Regions from separate parts of the Homo sapiens genome. Here region 2 is linked to region 1. A link is a loop called in an ENCODE intact Hi-C map of the cell type or tissue named here. Cell type or tissue: PC-3. All regions are shown on one strand.

Region 1 (4,000 bases):
TATTTACATAAATTAGAAATATATGCACAAAAAGCAATAGTATACACTTTCTAAGAATACATACAAAGAAGGCACCTGGTAACAGGATACAATAGTTGCCTCCTGGGGGATGGAAATAAAACATGGAATGGGAAGAAGGAAATAAATAATTAACTAAAATAAAAGAGGGACCTTTTAAGAGTGTTGATGAAAATGAATTATGAATTGAGTAATATAACAAACTCAAACCTCTGCACGTAAGTTGATAAAGCAAAAGAAGGAAAAAATAAAATAAAGTTCAAAACACAATGCCTGGCACATAGTACAATCAATTCTATAGATTAAGCAAAAAGGGGACCAAAAGGAGTCTGAGAAAAGAAAAGGAAAGAAAGTGATAAAGTAAAAAATTTCTTCCAAAAATAAATTAAGTTTTGCAATTAGAAATTTGTGGAACCAGTTAACAAGTATAACTGATTTCTGCTTGTGGTCTCAGGAAAGTGCTAGATACTATTAGAGGTGAAAAAGAAAAATTCGATATATTCTTCTTATCAGAGAATAAACCAACAAACTTAAAATATAAGTTTTAAGGAATGTATAAAGGAAGAAACCAACAATCTTAAAATACAATTAAAACTTTTGGATACCCAGTTGGAAACTGGTAGAGTTAAACAATGTTTTTTAAAAAATAATCACTTTGGGAGGCCGAGGCAGGCAGATCACGAGGCCAGGAGATCGAGACCATCCTGGCTAACACTGTGAAACCCTGTCTCTACTAAAAATACAAAAAAATTAGCTGGGTGGGCCATAGTCCCAGCTACTCGGGAGGCTGGGGCAGGAGAATTGCTTGAACCCAGGAGGCGGAGGCTGCAATGAGCCGAGATCACACCGCTGCACTCCAGCCTGGGTGACAGAGCCAGAATCCACCTCAAAAAAATAAAAGATAATAAATAAATAAATAATCAAAGAGACAGTATGGTGTATTACTGGATGATACATTATAAGTCAGCATTTAAAGAGTCATTCATCCTTTAATCATTGTATGCAGCAAACATTAGGAGAGCCCACCACACAGCAGGTTCTGTGTTAAGTAGTAAAAACACAAGAAACTGCAGGAGGTGCCTGAGTTGGAGCACCACTCAGGTTTAACATGGGAAAGGGCTAGTTAAGGCATGGCTGTCCTCTGAAGGGCCAAGACTTGAAGTGAGCTTTCAAAAATATTCAAGAAAAAAAAGGATTTATCATAAAGTAAAAGCCCAGCGATACGTTTCTTAATTATGCAAATAATTCTGTGAATAACACAAAGACCCACTGTATCTTATCAGAAAACAGAAAAAAAAAAAAAAGGAAATGTTTTGAACTGTAGAAGAAAGTGAAATGGTTTTCAGTGTGGTTTATTTTTATATGCAGTTGTCATAATAGTACATTATCTTTTATTTTAGATACACTGGCCGAGTACAGCTCTAAAAATGGAAGAATGCATAATGAAGGGAAAAGATGCGGTAAGTATGATTCATTGTAAATTAAACAAATCATCAATTATATCCCTAGTTAACCACAAAGAACTGAATCACTGAAATTTTTATTTGCTCTTATAAAAGTATGTATGCAATTTGGTTCATGAAGAAAAAATATATAGGCATATAAAACATAATTATGTAAAATTAATTTCAATGTAGAGTTGAAGCAGAGATGCCATTGAGATCTTGGTTTTTATTTTGTTTTCTAATATCTTAATCAACTTGGGTTTATACATTCCTTATACTAATGCTTATTTCTCATGTATTTGGCAGAAAAATAATTGCAGGTAATTTTTTTTTTCTAGGAACAGTTAAGCACATTCTTTGTGAGATTTCACTTTACATTGTTTAGTAAATTAGAAATGAATGAAGAAACAAAAAGTTTGAGAGAGGCAATAAACACATTTTACCTATTCCTAAATATTTTTAGGGTCTCTTCTACTTTAAGAAGCATTATTCTCTCTTTCTGTAGTTTCCCTGCTGGGTGTGAGTGGCAGAATGCTGTGTATCAGCACCCAGACACAGTCCCTAACACACTAAGACATCAGTGATAGAACTTTCACATGCGAGCAGTGGCTAGCTGATTTTGTGACACAAATGCACCCTGGAGGAAGTCCTAGACATCTGCCTGTGAAAGTGAACTTAACCTTTTTTTCAGTTAAAAAAAAAAAAACTATATAAATGACTAACACACATTATACCAACTCCTCATTCTCTGTAGCAGCTGGGTCACAGCCAAGGAGTGAGTCAGCACATTCCTGTTGCCTTAGCCCACAGCATGATGCTGACTAATTGAACATATTCTTAGGCCATGTCAATCTAGCTCAGCTGAGCCAAAATGTGGTCTAATAGGTTCCCTCTCAGATGTGACGGTGTGTCAAGAGAGGAAGTGCAGGTGCTTATGGAAATAAACAACACATATTTTCACCATGCCTGAATGAAAAGATTCTACCAAATATATGGGTCACCCAAAGAATAAAATATCATGTGAATGCAAACTTGAAGAAATAAGTGTACCTGTGTGCTCTGGATAATCAATTCGATAGTGCACTCCTCATTCTAGCCAAGTGATTCCACTGGCCTTTTCCTCCTAATACTGTTATAGGATAGACTTTAAAGTGCTGAAATCACAACAGGTCCTTATAAAACGTGACAGTAACTGATGATTGCATGTATTGATTTCAAGTAATACTGGGCACTAAAAGAGTTTAGTATTTATTTCATAATTTATTTTTAATGGAATGGCAACACCTAATTTGTCAAAAGAATGCTTGCTAAAATTAATTTAGCCAAGTTGATTTTGAAAGCTATTGTAAACTATTTTTTTAAATTCAGTATACTGATCATAAAATTCATTTACTGATGAATATATTAAAACTTTGTTAAGCATGTTATGTATTAGGTGCTGTGCTCAATTAACTGGGAAATGCCGAGATGCGTAAAATAGATTCTGCCCTCAAGAAGCTTAGAGTTGAATACCAGTGTTGACAAACTAGAGCTTCTAGGCCGAAGGTGGCTTTTTGCCTATTTTTGTAAATAAAGTTTTATTTGAACACAGCCCCACACATTTAGTTTTGTATTGTTTATGGCTCCTTTCATGCTATAGCTGCAAAGGTGAATAGTTGCAACAGAGACCAGATAGCTCATCAAACTAAATACATTTACATTCTCGTCCTTTACAGAAAAAGTTTGCTGATCCCCAGTCTACTACTATTTCTTACAGCAATATAGTAATCTTATCATAGTCCTGCAACAAAATGTTATTTTTGTTGGTTAGTTTTCCATATTTACTTAACAATTCTCTCTGAAGGTGCTTTATGTGAATTTGTGAGTGTGAGAATATAAGACTTACTTTCCAAAACATTAAAATTCTGTTTGCCCTAAAGACTACATATTTTGAGAGGCTGAGGCAGGCAGATCGCTTGAGCCCAGGAGTTTGAGACTAGCCTGGGCAACATGGGGAAACCCCATTTCTGCAAAAGATACAAAAAGATTAGCTGGGCATGGTGGCACATGCCTGTAGTTGCAGCTACTCCAGAGGCTGAGGTGGGAGGATCACTTGAGCCTGGGAATGCGAGGCTGCAGTGAGCTGAAATTACACCACTGTGTTCCAGCCTGGGCAACAGAGTGAGACCCTGTCTTGGGAAAAAAAAAAAAAAAAAAAAAAGACTGCATATTTCCATATGAATAACTATGCTTTTTCAAATTTTTGGTTTTAATGACTTTATGCTGATTCATTGTTTATACTGTACTTAAAAAACTAACAGCATTGGGAATAACTTAATTACTTAGTGGAACATATTGTCATGAGAATTTTTACACTTGAAGAAATTTCTGAATAGTGCTTTTTTTATTCCTCAGTTGTAAACTAGAATACATGAAAAATGATGCAGTCTCATTATAAAATGTAATTTACACATCACTGCTAACCAAAATGTGTTTCAATCACCCCAGTTTCTTCTCCAAGTTCTTGTCCTCTTTTCTTCTACCCCTCTTGCCTCCTT
Region 2 (4,000 bases), 120 kb before region 1:
TCAGTTAAGATGCTTTAAACTTCAAGTAACACAGAAATCACAGCTAACAATGAGTTAACATATGGGAAGGTTATTATAATCTCACATTCTAGTAAAGCAGCAGTTTTGCGATCATATTAAAGATCCAGGCACTGTCCATGATTTCACCCTCTGATTCTCTGTATGTTAACTTGTACTCTTAGGCTGAAACCTTTCAGAAGCCCAATATGTCTACAGGCATCATAGCTAGACAGCAAGGTCCAGAAGAAATGGAAGACTGTTTCTTTCCATGCAGCTAAGTTTTTTGAACAAGAAAATCCCTTCCCCTTATCCCTCATTTTAATTGGGCAGAATTACATCACATATGTCCAGCAAATCAGTCATGGGCTAGGAAATGGAATTACCTAATTTGCTTTAAATGATCAATATTCTACTTTTTAGTGCTTCTCTGTACACCTAACAATGGTGAGCGTGAACACTCAGACAAAATAGGGGTTCTGTCATCAAGAAAGGACAGGGCAATGCCTTGCTTTAGGCAACCTAATATTTCCAATAGTCATCAAATATATTTACGCTCCAGATTTTGCCAGTGAATCTATGCATTTTTGTTTAGGTGAAGAAAACCTACATTAAATGTTGTAAATAAATCTGGGTTTTTAATACCCTTTTCTAAATATCTCTGATATAGAAAGTTGCCTAGAATGATACACAGTAAATCTAAAGTTAACTCTAGAAAACAGAATAGGGACTATGAAGGGAGAGCACTTTCACTTTTTAATTCATGTTTCTAGGTGTTTGACATTTTACAGTGAAAATGTGTTACTAATCTTGTATCTTAAGAACAAAAGAAAATTGTTTTTCCTAGCAATGTAGTATACAACAAAAATGATTACAGTAAAAAGAAATACAATTTCTGCAATCCAAAAAAGAAGAACAAAGCATATAATTTCAGATAGTATGCTATGATATATTGATCTGAGGAAGCCATTTCTCAAGGTGTGAGAAGTCTATCCCTGGACAGGGTATACAGAAATTTGATACTTAATAAAAGCATTAAGGTTTTTAGACCAAGCATGCATTGTTGAGCCACTTTGAAACCAGGTATTTCTGGATCATTCATATTTGAATGATCCAATACAATAACTACTAGCCACATGTGGCTATTGGGCACTTGAAGTGTAACTTTAGTCAAAGTGAGATGTGCCATAGAGTGTAAAATACATACTCCATTTCAATAAATAAAAATATCTTATTAATAAGTTTTGATATTAGTTACATATTGAAATAATATTTTGGATATATTGGGTTAAAATATATTTAAAATAATTTTCATCTGATTCTTATTTATTTATTGTTAATGTTGCTCACAAACGATGTAAAGTTTTATATGTGGTTTAAATCTGTGATTCACATTCTATGTCTACTTTATGGCTCAGGCCTAGATGTCTCGTGAGTGGGGAAGGTTAGATTGCAGTCTCCATAAGCGCTGAGCAACCCCATGTGAAAATCAGTGACTGGATGTGCTTGGTTTGAAGTTATATCTATGAAACTCAAATCTTTAAGTCTCTCAGGAATAAGATTAATTTTTAATCTCATAGATAATTATACTCTGGATAGATATCTGGATAAATAATAATCTCAGGTAGGAAAGAAACTCACTCTGAAGAAACAAGAGAGGAGTGTAAAAAAAAGGAATAATTATTTGTCAGAAATCTGAAGAAAGAAAGTGTTGAGAGTAGCAGGAAACCCTGCCAATCTGATTACCTTCTGGCCTAGCCATTATAATAAAGATGGAGTCAAATTATAATTAACTTAAGAAAATGATAATTGGCTGAGCCAATGAAGTACTCAGAGCTGAGGCGGCGCTTGATGCTAATCTAATAGTTAATTGAACACAGATGTGAAGGAGAGCTCTCCTTTCCAATTCCTGCGCTTCAGCTTAGTGAGCAGTCCAGATGAGGGAAGTGACAACATCACCTCCTTAGGAAGTTTCAAAAGATGTCACCACAGAGACTCAAGAGCTTTTCAGCCTTTCTTGGGGGCATCTAAGGAGCAGCATGCTATAGCTGAAAGATCCCCCAGGAGCTTCAAGAAGTAGCCCTAGGGATTTGGGGATGAGGTTTTCAGATTATACAGTTGCGCTCTGGGTAAGCTTTTGTGTTTTCTTGCTTTTTATTGTTATGACTCATTTACTTTTCATGCTACTGTGATTCAAGGTAAATATGTACTACAATTTAAAACATTTAGGATCAAAATTAAATCATTTTAAGGTGAGTAGGATAGAGGAAAAAGGTTCAAACACTTAAATTTTAAGCTATTTGGAAATGCATCTATAGTAATGAGTGACTTCTGTGATGTGCTTTACTACTTTGAAGTATTAACAGATGGCATTGCTTTAATATTCTAATTATACACTGGAGATTCTTCACATTAACTGGGTATTCCCTCTTTCTCTGACCAAGCCATGCTTAGATCACTCAGTACTGCTTTAGAATGCCAGTTCTTAATGTTCACCTGCCCAGGTTTTCAACTACAGAGATTTTTACAATTCTTCTTCTTCTTCTTTTTTTTTTTAGACAGAGTCTTGCTCTGCCACCAGGCTGGAGTGCAGTGGCACGGTCTCAGCTCATTGCAAACTCCGTCTCTGGGATTCATGCAATTATCCTGCCTCAGCCTCCGAGTAGCTGGGATTACAGGTGCCCGCCACCATGCCCAGCTAATTTTTGTATTTTTAGTGCAGACAGGGTTTCACCATGTTGGCAAGGATGGTCTCAATCTCCTGACCTCATGATCCGCCTGCCTCAGGCTCCCAAAGTGCTGGGATTACAGGCATGAGCCACCGCGCCGGCCTCAGCTTCTTTAAACTTGTGATAATCAAGTATTATATCCAGCATAAAAACAGAGAAACTTTAAAAATCATCAAGTAAAAGATTATTAGTATAAATATTGTCAGTTTTTACACAAAATATAATTAATTTAAATACATAATAAGCAAATTAATCTAGTGATAACTGAAGTATAAAAGGTTATAAAAATATAGAATTTATTCCTGCTTAAGAATAGCATTTAAATATTTTAATTATATAAATCATTCTTGAATACTTTATTGGGTTGAAAAAATTACACAACATAGTTGCATATCTTGCCACTGAAATTCATCTTCATTCCTTTCATATAATCATGATTATTAAATATTTATATTTATACTGTCATTTTTCTGAACAATATTATATATTTACAAATATACTGTGTATAATTATGGGTATCTATAATGTATTTACACAACCATATATCCACAACTTTTTATATATATACAAATGGTTTTTAGTTTTTTTCTACTATTTTTTCTAAGTGCTGAGATTACAGGCCCGAGCCACCATGCCTTGTCTAATGCAAGTTATTTTTAAAAGCCAAAGCAAGGTTTATTTTTAGAGGAAAGCAATCTCTCTTTAAATGTACAACTTCTAAGACCAACTTGATGACTTCTAAGTGGAAGACTTTCATCCACGTAACTTTTTTTATGCTTTGCAAATAATGAGGGACGCTTATCCATATGCTCTGTAAAATGAACTGGTATGCCAAACCTACAGCACCTTGTTATAATCTAATAATTTTATTTATATTCCCTATATTCTTCATATGTATTCCTGGTGAATAAACTGAAAACTAAGTTTGCTTTCACTTTCTAGAGGCACTACCTAATTTCTTACAAGCCTCAAATTGGTTAAAATTCTAACTTGAGTTTGTGAACATATATATATAAATCTTTAAAGAATGTTTGGCATATGATTTATTATATATTTGTACGGTTGACATTTGCTTTAGGTGATGATATTGTGTGGAAAATCTTTAAGTTTCTCTTTGGTAAACTTTAGAAAGGAATAAAAGACAAACTGGATTCTAAGAACTTCATAGTGACTAATTCTCAGATATATATCTATTCTAACCTTTATTTTACAGCCTTCAATGTACAAAATGCAGAATCACAGCTATTCCAGTAAGCATGAAATCTCCTATGCTG

The links. Hi-C counts contacts between places; a loop is a spot of excess contacts. Peaks named below come from ENCODE experiments on the same cell type or tissue, not always from the same donor. Only the 100,000 strongest peaks of a DNase experiment are listed, where the experiment ranks them.
Region 2: a loop joins it to region 1, with 2.8 times the contacts of the local background. A loop is called at or near these places in 1 of 110 quality-filtered maps.

What each region holds. Positions count from the first base shown.
Region 1 is chr7:83,466,721-83,470,720 of GRCh38, reverse strand. SEMA3E (semaphorin 3E) reads left to right here. Exons shown (of 17, transcript NM_012431.3): 3 at 1,419-1,478. Among named protein-coding and RNA genes, the nearest start is that of SEMA3E, 180 kb to the left of the region's middle. RefSeq lists an enhancer at 1,932-2,191. In PC-3, CTCF peaks have their summits at 1,844 and 2,073; DNase peaks (open chromatin) are centred at 1,460 and 2,250; H3K4me3 peaks cover 964 bases.
Region 2 is chr7:83,586,932-83,590,931 of GRCh38, reverse strand. The region is part of intron 1 of SEMA3E (semaphorin 3E); the gene reads left to right. Among named protein-coding and RNA genes, the nearest start is that of SEMA3E, 60 kb to the left of the region's middle. In PC-3, no CTCF peak of the experiment used is centred here; a DNase peak (open chromatin) is centred at 2,121; H3K27ac peaks cover 282 bases.